Linked DNA regions of Homo sapiens: region 1 is linked to region 2. The links are chromatin contacts, found by Hi-C or POLR2A ChIA-PET in ENCODE. All regions are on one chromosome and are shown on one strand. Each heading gives the region's core, a stretch centred on a gene start or an enhancer-like site at or near the end of the contact. The rest is flanking DNA. Distances are from core to core; before and after follow the strand shown.

Region 1 (6,650 bases), core at 1,766-4,265, 240 kb before region 2:
TTGAAGGAGTGCCAGATAAAATGTGGAATAAGCTGAGCTTCAAAATGAGTAATGACTAAACTTGGCTACAATGAAATAAATAAATAAAAATCTGTAAAATCTGTAGTTTTTTATCAATTAAAAAAACTAAAAAGAGGGTTAGAAACATTGGCTTACGCCTATAGTCCCAGTTACCTGGGAGGCTTCGAGGTTGCAGTGAGCTATGATCAAGCAACTGCACTCCAGCCTTGGACAGAGTGAGACTCCATACAGAAAAAAATAAATTAAAAATTTAAAAAAAATTTTTTTTTTGAGACAAAGTCTTGCTCGATTGCCCTGCCTGGAGTCTAGTAGTGGAATCATAGCTCACTGCAACCTTCAACTCCTGAGCTGAATTCTCTTGGTTGGCTAATTTTTAAAATTTTTTTTTGTAGAGATGGAGTCTTACTATGTTGCTTAGGCTGGTCTCAAACTCCTGGGCTCAAAAGATCCTCCTACCTTGATCCTCCTGCCTTGGTTTCCTAAAGTGCTGGGATTATAGGTGTAAGACACCATGCCTAGCTAGTAGATGAGATTTTTAAAGGAAAATATGCATACAGAGAAATGCAAAGCTCTAAGGAATGAAACTTGCAAAACACCTTTCAAAAAGAGAAAGAGGGAGAGATCCAGTTGTGTGTGTGTGTGGTTTTTTATTTTTATTTTTTGAGACGGAGTTTTGCTCTTGTTGCCCAGGCTGGAGTGCAATGGCGTGATCTCGGCTCACTGCAACCTCTGCCTCCCAGGTTCAAGGGATTCTCCTGCCTCAGCCTTCCAAGTAGCTGGCATTACAGGCATGTGCTACTACGCCCAGCTAATTTTGTATTTTTAGTAGAGATGGGGTTTCTCCATGTTGGTCAGGCTGGTCTTGAACTCCCGACCTCAGGTGATCTGCCCACCTCAGCCTCCCAAAGTGCTGGGATTACAGGAGTGAGCCACCGTGCTTGGCCCAGTTTTTTTTTTTTAAGCTAGAGAAGAATCGGCCGGGCGCAGTGGCTCACACCTGTAAGCCCAGCACTTTGGGAGGCCGAGGAGGGCGGATCACGAGGTCAGGAGATCGACACCATCCTGGCTAACACAGTGAAACCCCGTCTCTACTAAAAATACAAAAAAAAAAAAGAAAAAAAAAATTAGCCGGGCATGGTGGCAGGCGCCTGTAGTCCCAGGTACTCGGGAGGCTGAGGCAGGAGAATGGCGTGAACCCGGCAGGCAGAGCTTGCAGTGAGCCGAAATCACGCCACTGCACTCCAGCCTGGGTGACAGAGCGAGACTCCGTCTCAAAAAAAAAAAAAAAAAAGCTACAGAAGAATCAGTCAGGATACAGAAGAAAAAGAAAAATCATAAAGGCATATTACTAAGAAGTCAACAGAAGAGAGGTGATTATAGCTTACAGTGTCAAGTGCTATAAAGTACAGAGACAGAGGACTGAGAAAGGATCAGTACATTGAGCAATCATAAAACCATTATTAAGAGAAGATTCTAAAGTATGGTTTCTGTAAAACAAAGGGAAAATGGAAATAATGATTATACAATTAGACAGAGGAAACTAATAATAAGGAAACAGAAACAACTGCTCTTTCACTCATGCTTGAGGTATTGCAGGAAGAAAAAAAAAACAAACATAGAGTTAGAATGGACAGAAAGGTCAACTGAAGGGTTTCTCCAAACTAAGAAAGAACTGTGGCTGGTTGAAGACACAAAGGCAAAGTGTCAGTGGAAAATGAAGAGATAATGCCTTACATGTTATGAAACAGCAACACATTTAATGATTCTCAACCAAATTATTCATCCAGCCTAATCTTATTTAACTACATCTAATTTTACATTTTTACTTGGTTTGCACATGAATCTTCAGGTGTCTTTTAGGCTTCTTTCTAGGTAAATATCTACATAATCTGTTCAGCTACCCTTATACAAGTTCCTAAGGCAATCATCAAATATATGTATTGTGTTTAGGCTGATCAATCGAGTCCTGTGGCTAGCTAAGGTAGCATTAAAGTATACTGTCAGGCTAAGACACTGTTAGGCCTGCAAAATAAAGATTGACAATATTCATAAGCTGCTTAAATTTGTATAGTACAGATGGCTAAAATAAGAACAAATTGCTATTTTATGTGTAAAAACTGGAGAAAGTGCCTTTAATGAAATAAGAACGGAAATGAAACTGCATTTACTTACGTAAGCGCTGCTCTAGCCAAATCATGTGGCATCAGGTCTTTATATCTGGGGAACGAAAACCAGTAATTTAAACCAAAACCCTAGAGCTTCAATGAAAAATTTTCATTCTATTTGAAATACCCAGAGATCATCAAACACATGCTGCTACAAACACACTTAACTTTACTATCCAAGGCAGTCCATCATTTCAAATGAAGAAATAGTGTGACTTCGCTATTTGTCATCCTTAAAAGTCTAGCAAGCCTTAACTCCTCCTGAGCTTGCTAAGAATCGAACAAAAATGTTGTCCAACACCTTAATGTTCAGTATAACATATGCTAAATTTTCTTTAAAGTGAAGCCCCACCTTTGAGGTCTCTTTTCCTTTAAACATTTTATTTTAAAAGTATATTATTTATTTATTTTGTAATGCCTACAGGGCTACAGGTGATGTATTAGGACTTTTGAAGAAACTTTTTGCTTTTAAGTAACTTGAGATTTACCAAAGAATTGGAAAGAGGCCAAGCATGGTGGCTCACACCTAGAATCCCAACATTTTGGGAGGCTGAGGTGATATGACTACTTGAGGCCAGGAGTTCAAGACCAGCCTGGGTAACAGAGCAAGCAAGACCTTGTCTCTTACAAAAAATATTAAAAATTAGCCAGGCGTGGTGGCATGGATCTGTAGTCCTAGCTACTTGGGAGGCTGAGGTGAGAAGACTGCTTAAGGCCATGAATTTGAGGCTGCTAGGATCACACCACTGCACTCCAGTCTGGGCAGCAGAGCAAGACCCTGTGTAAATACATAAATAAGAATTGGAAAAAGAGAGCAGAGTTCCTCTTTCCCCCTGCTGTTTTTTTTTTTTTTTTAAGACGGAGGTTCGCTCTTGTTGCCCAGGCTGAAGTGCAATGGCGCAATCTCAGCTCACTGCAACCTCCACCTCCAGGGTTCAAGCAATTCTCCTGCCTCAGCTTCCCGAATAGCTGGGATTACGGGCACCCACCACCACGCCCAGCTGATTTTTTTGTATTTTTAGTAGAGATGGGATTTCACCATGTTGGCCACGCTGGTCCTGAACTCCTGACCTCAGGTGATTTGCCCGCCTTGGCCTCCCAAAGTGCTGGGATTACAGACGTGAGTCACCGCGCCCAGCCTTCCCCTGCTTTTTCTAATACTGACATCTTACATAACCATGATATACTTATTAAAACTAAGAAATGAACATTGGCACAATACTATTCACTAAGCTACTACCTATCTGAGTCTCACCAGTTGTTCCACTAATGTCCTTTTTCTGTTCCAAGATTCAATCCAAGATACCATGTTGCATTTAGTTGTCATGCCTCCTCAGTCTCCTCCAATTTGTGACAGTTTCTCAGTCTTCCTTGTCTTTCATGACCTTGACACTTTTGAAGACTGGGGTTATGGATTTAGGGGAAGAATATCACAGAGGTAAACTGTATTTCTCTTAGCTTCGTATCAGGGGGCACATGATATCAACATGACTTACTACCAGTGATGTTAAAGTGATGATTTGGGTCAAGTGATGTCTGCCAGTTTACTCCACTATAAAGTTACTATTTTTTCCTTTCTTATCTCAATTTGTTAGAAGTGAGTCACTAAGTCTAGCCCACATTCTGAGGGGAGAATTAAGTTCCACCTTCCAGTGGCAGGAATAACACAGACTTTGCGGACGTATGTCGAAATCATCATAGTAATTGATAAATATTTTGGGGGAGATTCTCTGAGACTATGCAAATATTCTGTTTCTTCTTAGCATTTCACCTAATTTTAGCATTCATTTGTAGATCTCGCAGCAAGTATTATGTGGTATTCTAATGGTTATTTTTCTCATTCTTTATTTATTTTTATTTTTTGAGATAGGGTCTCACTCTGTCACTCAGACTGGAATGCAGTGGTGCAATCACAGGTCACTGCAGCCTCAAACTCATGGGCTCAAGCAATCTTCCCACTTCGGCCTCCCTTGTAGGTAGGACTACCGGTGTCTGCTACCACACCCAGCTAATTTTTCATTTTTAGTTTTTGCAGAGATGGAGTCTCACTTTGTCCATGCCGGTCTCGAACTCCTGGCCTCAAGCAATCCTCCTACCTCAGCCTCCCAAAGTGCTGGGATTACATGTGTGAACCACTGTACACAGTCCTCCTATATTTATTAATCAAAATTCTTCTGTAAGGAAGACTTGTTCATTCTTTCTCATTTATTTACTCTTTTTTTTTTTTTTTTTTGAGACAGAGTCTCACTCTGTTGCCCAGGCTGGAGTGCAGTGGCACGATGTCGGCTCACCGCAACCTCTGCCTCCCGGGTTCAATCGATTCTCCTGCCTCAGCCTCCTGAGTAGCTGGGATTATAGGCGCCTGCCACCAAATCCAGCTAATTTTTGTATTTTTAGTAGAGAAGGGGTTTCACCATGTTGGCCAGGCTGGTCTCGAACTCCTGACCTCAAGCGATCCATTCACCTTGGCCTCCCAATGTGTATTTATTTATTCACTTATTTATATCAGATTAGACTCGTAGGCATTTGTTTTATTCTTTGGGTTATGTTCCAATACTATTGCAATTTATTTTATTGCTCAAATCATTGCAGTTTTGGTGACCGGTAGCTCCTGCAGGTCAGACCTGTGTCTTTTTGACATGACCCCCTGAACCCCTCTTTTTTTTAAGTACTTCTTTGCTTTCCGGCACTACAAGTTCTCCTTGCTCATCCTGTCTTTTCTCTGGCTCAGCCCTAATCATTCTTCAAAGGAGCTCTGGTTCTTTGTATTGAAGACTGCTATTTAGAAACCAAGATCTGGGTATGAACTCTATTTATTTGTTTGTTTGTTTAAAGATCAAAAATAAATTCTCTTTATTTTTAAGTCAGAGATTTAATCATTGGATTAAATAAGAAGATTCATTCTTCAAGTCCCTGAAAATTAAAACTTAAAAACTCCAAAATATTTTTACTGTCATTTTCACTCAGAATCACAGGAGAACCATGAGTAGTTTTCCAAATTTTTCATAGGTAAATCCAGTTTCCTCAAATTTAGGACAGAATTATTTGGGGAAAAGTCATGTGTCAATTTGAAAATGCCTAAGCCATAAATTATTTATCATTTACAATCCTTTTTTTTTTTTTTTTTTTTTTTGAGAGAGAGTGTCTCACTCCATCACCAAGGCTGGAGGGCTGGAGTGCAGTGGTGCAACGTGCTTCCTGGGCTCAAGATAGTCTCCCACCTCAGCCTCCCAAGTAGCTGGGATTACAGGTGCACGCCACCATGCCTGGCTAATTTTTGTATTTTTAGTAGAGATAGGGTCTCGCCATGTTGGCCAGGCTGGTCTCAAACACCTGACCTCAGGTGATCCGCCCGCCTCAGCCTCCCAAAGTGCTGGGATTACAGACGTGAGCCACTGCGCCCAGCCAACTTATCATTTACAATCTTTATTCTCATACTCTCACACTCCTCTACCTGAATGATTGACAGACTTCTGAATTCCACTGCTAGAGTCTATTCCCGGGAGTGCTTCCCAAATGCCCCTACCCATAAGAACCTGGCCTTCCAAATAACACTCAAGTTGAAAGCAACGTTTCTGCAAATTAAACAGAAAAAGACTTTTTCCACTTAGAAAATGATCTTCTATTACAGAAGACTCATTTGGTACTTCAATCCTAACATCAATAATGTAAAAATTGTTGTCCTTATACATTTTCCCTCTATGTTATTATTATTAATTTTTTTTTAAGAGACAAGGTCTGGCTCTGTCACCCAGGTTGAAGTGCAATAGCATAGCTCATATACGTTCATAGCCCACTGCAGCCTCAAACTCCTAGGCTTAAGCAATCCTCCCGCCCCAGCCTCCCAAGTAGCTAGGACTAGGGGCATGCACCACCATGCCTGGCTAATTAAAACACCTTTTTTTTTTTCTTTTTTTTGTAGAGATAGGACTGGGAGGTAGGGGGTGAGGAGGCGTTGGGGATAGGTGTCTAGTTATGTTGCTCATATGTTGCTCAAGCCAGTCTCAAACTCCTGGCCTTGAATGATCCTCCCGCCTCCGCCTCCCAAAGCGCTGGAATTATAGGTGTGAGCCACTGCACCTGGCCTCTAATGTTATTTTTTAGTGACTTTTGTTCTTTACATGAATATTGCCTTAAAATACTTTTGATTCTTTCTTCCCTATTCACTATCATTTCTTACATTACTCAATGTTTTTCTCTTCTCTGTACCACTAGATTGCTCATGAACCAGAATCCTGAATTAAACTAAAACACAATACACAACAAAGAAAGGAACAACCCTATGCCAATTTGGTAAATACCTCAAATTAAACTTCATGCAAATACTAATCATCAAATGTTTAATAAAAGTAAATGAAACAGTTGAGTATGTTTGGGTGTTTTGTTGTTGTTGTTGTTGTTGTTGTTTTGAGATGGAGTTTTGCTCTGTCACCCAGGCTGGAGTACAGTGGCACAATCTCAGCT
Region 2 (5,942 bases), core at 3,028-5,527:
GCCAGGCGTGGTGGTGCGCACCTGTAATCCCAGCTACTCAGGAGGCTGAGGCAGGAGAATCGCTTGAACCTGGGAGGCAGAGGTTGCAGTGAACAGAGATTGTGCCACTACACTCCAGCCTGAGCAACAAAAGCGAAAATCCATCTCAAAAAAAAAAAAAACAAACAAACAAAGGAGGGCAGTGTGGTGGCTTCCGCCTGTAATCCCAGCACTTTGAGACGCTGAGGCGGGCAGATCACCTGAGGTCAGAAGTTCGAGACCAGCCTGGCCAACATGGTGAAACCCCGTCTCTATTAAAAATACAAAATTAGCCAGGTGTGGTGGCATATGCCTGTAATCCCAGCTACTTGGGAGGCTGAGGCAGAAGAATCACCTAAGCCTGGGAGGCGGAGGTTGCAGTGAGCCGAGATCACACCATTGCACTCCAGCCTGGGCAAAAAGAACGAAACTCCGTCTCAAAAAAAAAAAGAAATTGTTTAGTGGAGCACCAACAAATACTTGGGTACCACGGTGTGCAGGATGTTCAATCCATAAAATAACATGTTCTGCCACACCTCCACAGCAGAAGAGTCACATATTCTATATATAGCTAATATGCACTGTGCTCCTACAAAGTGCCTGGTCCTGGCACCATGTGAAGTGCTTTACTCTCACTAACCCCTAAAATCCTCACAACTACCCTATGTGGTAGATATTATGATTGACACTTTTTTTTTTTTTTGAGACAGAGTTTCACTCTTGTTGCCCAGGCTGGAGTGCAATGGCACGATCTCGGCTCACCACAACCTCTGTCTCCCGGGTTCAAGCGATTCTCCTGCCTCAGCCTCCTGAGTAACTGGGATTACAAGCATGCGCCACCACGCCCAGATAATTTTTGTATTTTTAGTAGAGACAGGGTTTCTCCATGTTGATCAGGCTGGTCTCGAACTTCCGACCTCAGGTGATCCGCCTGCCTCGGCCTCCCAAAGAGCTGGGATTACAGGAGTGAGCCACCGTGCCCAGCCTTAACACTCTTAAAGAGCCTGAAGCCGACAGAGGTTAAGTAATCTGCCAAAGTTGCACAGCTAGTAACCTGTGGAAACAAGATTCCAACCCAGCAGACTTGATCCAAAATCATCACACATCTTCCCAAGTAAAAGGGCTACAAAAAGATTATACCATTATCTTACAGGATTGAGTTTTAGTTGGGGGCATGCACCCTTTACAAAAAGATTGGAGTAGACAGAGTTAATGTTTTGCTTCCTACTCCACACTGTTCCTAAGGATAGGTTAAAGTTGACCACACAGCCAGGCGTGGTGGCTCACGCCTGTAATCCCAGCACTTTGGGAGGCTGGGGCGGTGGATTGCTTGAGGTCAAGACCAGCCTGACCAACATGGTGAAACCATCTCTACTAAAAATACAGAAATTAGCCAGGTGTGGTGGTGGGCACCTGTAGTCTCTGCTACTCAGGAAGCTGAGGCAGAATTGCTTGAACCCCTGAGGCGGAGGTTGCAGTGGGCCGAGATCACGCCACTGCACTCCAGCCTGGGCCACAGAGTGAGGCTCAGTCTCAAAATAAATAAATAAAGTTGACCACATGAATTAAATCCTCAACCTTACTATACATTTGTTCTATGCTCCCTTTTCCAGAAAGGCCCTATCCTACCCCTCTGACTCTATTCCTATTAGTCCTTCAGACTTCATTTATTTATTATTATTTTGAGACGGAGTCTGGCTTTGTTGCCCAGGCTGGAGTGCAGTGGCACAATCTCAGCTCACTGCAACCTCCGCCTCCCAGGTTCAAGTGATTCTCCTGCCTCAGCCTCCTGAGTAGCTGGGACTACAGGTGCCTGCCACTACGCCCAGCTAATTTTTGTATTTTTAGTAAAAACGGGGTTTCACCATATTGGCCAAACTGGTCTTGACCTCCCGACCTTGTGATCCGCCCGCCAAGGCCTCCCAAAGTGCTGGGATTACAGGCATGAGCCACCGCGCCCGGCCCAGACTTCATTTTAGGTATCATCTCCACGTAAGCCTACTCAAACTCCTCACGATTTAGACTAGCCACTCTTCCTCCCTGTGCTTACTATTGTAGCATCTTCCACACTATTATGATTATCTCACCGGAATGCTCCTCAAGGGGTCTGTTGTGTTCATCATTTATTCCCAGTGCCTAAAAACAGTGCCCAGCATTAGGTGCTCAATAAATATTTGCTGACCCATCTGATCACCTAACCCTAGCCAGCTACAGCTAAAAGTGGAGTGTTAAAAGCAAACAGTGCTAGGGAAGTGCTAGCGCTAAGTGCTAGTATTCTCTAACCCACAAGTTAGAGAACAAGCTCTAAGTTTCATGAAATTTATGACAGACCAAGAAAACAGTATGATACTCTGGAAATAAGGATTATGATAATTTGCCTCCCAAAAAAGGTAAGCAAAATAAAAATCTATTTAAAAAATCACTTGTCCAATTTAATTTCAGTATAATTTCTTTTGTGAGAATGAAGCAGGTATTTGTCACAAAAGAAAACCCAAACCAAATATTTCAGTTACGCTATACAAACTGTTTCAAATCAGCTTAATTTTGACAATTCCCAGAGTTCAAAGACGACTGCCGTTGCTTTTTAAAAGCCTCTCAATATAAAAGTACATTTAAAAATGGGTTCAACTGCACCGCCACAATGCTGAGAGCCATGTGTCTTTTAAGAAATTTATTGCGGAGCGGATGGGTTTCACAATTAATATAGCACAATTAGCGTCAATGCCACTTAAATTTTCTAACCAGATTCAAAAGGGACTTTCCTAGAGCCTTCCCTTTTCCTTTCCTAAACGGGAAATTCGATTAAAAAGGTCACTCTTTAGCTCTTACTTCCACACTAAGTAATTCTGAAACATGGTGAAAGTGCATTATAAGTCCATAGGGCTATGACTGGCAAAATACTTTCCTGTAAATACTAGAGTCAAATAAAATAGAAGAGAGAGCTTGACTTCACTCCGTTGGGTTTGAGGACAGAAACTGATCATCTCCCTCAGATTACTGCTTCTGTTGATGTCTCGAAAAGCACTGAGGCAAATATGCCAGAGTCCCACCCCAAGCGCGAAGAGCCTCCGATTGTTTGACACATCAATGGATTAGTGAATGAGGGCAACTCACTCTTCCCTTCTAATTTACCTTAATTATTCTTCTCAGAAACCCTCAAGTTTACTCTAAGTTATCACCATATGGAATCTTTTCTTTGCCCCAAAGTATAAATTCAGGCCTTTCCCAAATAGCTAGTACTGCTTCAATCGCAACCACTGAAATAAATACCTTAAAAATATCACACATCTACTAATTCCACGCAAATGTGGAAAAAGCCAGTCCAGTCGCCTGAAGAAATAAGGTTCTGGAACATGGTTAAATGATGCATATTTTGTAACAGAAGGCACTGAGCATAGTGGGAGACTCGAAAGCAAAAGACCGGATGGAAATCATGGGAAGACCCCGCCCCAGTAAGCTCGATGCCGATTCAAACAGTAACTTGGATGTGTCGTTTGGAATCGGAATCACTGAAACAAAGGCGTATATTACGGGAAGCAAGATGTCTGGAGTAAAATAAACGGTATGCAGCTACCGAGACCGTACACCGTCCTCCCACAGGTCTTACCTATGGTGGAAATAAAGGTAGTATTGAAGGCATCATCCGAAAAACGAAAAAGGACGCAGGTCTTCCCCACTCCGGAATCCCCGATCAGGAGCAGCTTGAAAAGCAGGTCGTACGTCTTCTTCGCCATTGGGAGGAGCGGCTCGGGCTCTCGCCGCCGGCGGCCCCAAGGGATCGGTCCCTCTCACTACGGCCAACTCCTCACTCGGGCGTTCTCAGGCCGGAGGACCGGGGAAGCGTGGGAAAAAGGCTCGAGACGGCGCGGGCGACCTACGAACAGCTTTGAGGAAGCCCCGACAGTGGCGGCGTCCAGTGCCTCCGAGGGCGGCGACCGCGGCTCCGCAGCCTCTCCCAGCCCGTCCGCCCGGTTCCGGGGAGTCGGTCGGGACAAAATGGCCTCCCCTCCCCCCTCAGGGCTTCTCGGCCGGGACGCTCCCACGGGCGAGCAAGCCTGCTCTGCCGTCGAGGAGGCGCAGCGGGCGTGAGGACAGTCTCTCTCCCGAGCGGAAACTCCCTGCTAGCACGCGGCGAGGGCAGCGAAGAAGGACCCCTAAGTCGACGAGCTCAGTTACATAGCCCCAGGAAACCGAGCCACCCCGGCCAGAGCCACCTTTTCCCCGTGCCCTCTCACGCCGGCGTGCGCGCTGCCTGAGACGCACGCAAGGGCGTACGCCCGCCCTTCCCTCACGCCCTAGCCTTGCGGTCCGCCTCTGCGCACGCGCACAAGAGGGCATGGGGGCGCGCCGAAGTGGCGAGTGGAATGCTCCTGTCTCCAAGCCTCAGTCTGAGGCTGGACCCAGAGGGGAGAAGGGAGGGGCGAGAAAGGGCGAGGCCGCGGGCGCGCTCCCTGTGGCCGCCTGATAGGGTGCGCGGCGTTACGAGCACGCCCCGGGGGAGACGCTACCTAGCGACTGCGCAGGCGCAGCGCCCCCCCTCCGACCCCCGCCTCCCGCCTCCCGCTCCCCGCTCCCCGGGACACCCTTACAGAGCCCAGCACCTCCTTCCCCTCCCGGGGTCTCCCGCTGGACTGCGCTGCGGTTTCTCTGCACAGCGCTTGTCGGGTGTGTTGAGCTGGAGGTCTTGGCGCAGCGACGGGCTTGGGTGGCCATGTGTTCCCGTGTAGGTGGAGCTCGTAAACGCGAGAAAAAGCCGCGCCCTGGGTCATTTAATAGCCTCTTTGCTAGAACGAGACGCCTCCCGGCGTGCCCCCTCTCCAGGGCCAGCCCTGACGGGGAAACATGAGCGCTCCATCCGGATTGACTTCAAGAGCAAGAGTTTGAGATGGAAAAGCTGGCCACGCCGCTCGGGTTGGGATGAGGTAATCCTCACAACCTCTTCCTGGGCGAGGAGAGGAAGGTTGAGGAACACCTGGGCGCAGGAAGAACCTCCCTGCGAAGTGGAGGGTTCTGTGCGGTGCTCAGAGAACCTGCTTCAGGCCTTTGCCGTCCTTCAGGAATCCGGGAGAACCCGAGAGCGCTCTGCAGAGGAGGTGGGGCCTCTGCCTGCCGCCAGCGTCGTACCACTGGGTTGAAAATTGAAAGGTGGTCAAGCCTACTCCCAGTCCGACACAGCCTGCTTCCTCGCATTTTCTTTTTCTTTTTTTCTTTTCTTTCTTTTTTTTTTTTTTTTTTTTGAGATGGAGTTTCGCTCGTTTCCTCGCATTTTCTTTTTCTTTTTTTCTTTTCTTTCTTTTTTTTTTTTTTTTTGAGATGGAGTTTCGCTCTTGTTGCCCAGGCTAGAGTGCAATGGCACAATCTCTGCTCACTGCAACCTCCACCACCTGGGTTCAAGTGATTCTCCTGCCTCGGCCTCCCAAGTAGCTGGGATTACAGGCATGTGCTACCACGCCCGGCTAATTTTTTGTATTTAGTAGAGACGGGGTTTCACCCTGTTAGTCAGGCTGGTGTCGAACACCTGACAGGTGACCCGCCCGCCCCGGCCTCCCAAAGTGCTGGGATTACAGGCGTTAGCCCCCGCGCCCGGGCCCTCGCATTTTCTTTGCATTTGCTTTACCTTCTGTTCTCTCTCCCCATCAGTCCTGTTTACGCCACCCTTTTTCTCTCCTACCCTTCTGTAGTTGCAGTATGCATGCTGCTGACCTTCCATTCTCAGGGACATCCATCCCTCAAAGCACACCTAGGTGTGATGGCACAGGAGTTGAACCTGGTGAGCTGGTTCAACCTGATAAAGTGGAAAACGCTGAAGTATGTGGAAAACAAGAAACAGGGATAGAGAAGTAAAAACTACATTTTCACACACACCACCCCAAGATCGCCAAATCACCAAAATGTGTATTTGATATGTAATTAAAGTTAGACTT

What was found. Hi-C counts contacts between places; a loop is a spot of excess contacts on that map. ChIA-PET counts read pairs that join two places held with the same protein, here RNA polymerase II (POLR2A). Pooled maps may share reads with other maps.
Region 1: a loop to region 2 is called in a pooled map, with 2.4 times the contacts of the local background. The contact joins the enhancer-like site here to the promoter of RAB10 in region 2. A Hi-C loop is called at or near these places in 4 of 50 pooled maps. POLR2A ChIA-PET finds 5 or more read pairs at or near these places in 3 of 52 experiments (H1, MCF 10A and activated B cell).

The regions. Positions count from the first base shown.
Region 1 is chr2:26,265,541-26,272,190 of GRCh38, reverse strand. HADHB (hydroxyacyl-CoA dehydrogenase trifunctional multienzyme complex subunit beta) reads right to left here. Exons shown (of 16, transcript NM_000183.3): 5 at 2,194-2,238. Among named protein-coding and RNA genes, the nearest start is that of HADHB, 24 kb to the right of the region's middle. Within about 2 kb of position 3,015, at least 3 of the 41 ENCODE cell types and tissues checked have a DNase peak (open chromatin) inside an H3K27ac peak, as active enhancers do.
Region 2 is chr2:26,032,419-26,038,360 of GRCh38, reverse strand. It overlaps RAB10 (RAB10, member RAS oncogene family), which reads right to left and starts at 4,277. Exons shown (of 6, transcript NM_016131.5): 1 at 3,626-4,277. The coding sequence starts at 3,752. It overlaps LOC124907743 (a long non-coding RNA gene), which reads left to right and starts at 4,612. Exons shown (of 2, transcript XR_007086249.1): 1 at 4,612-4,683; 2 at 5,700-5,942. RefSeq lists an enhancer at 4,022-4,071 and a silencer at 4,382-4,611.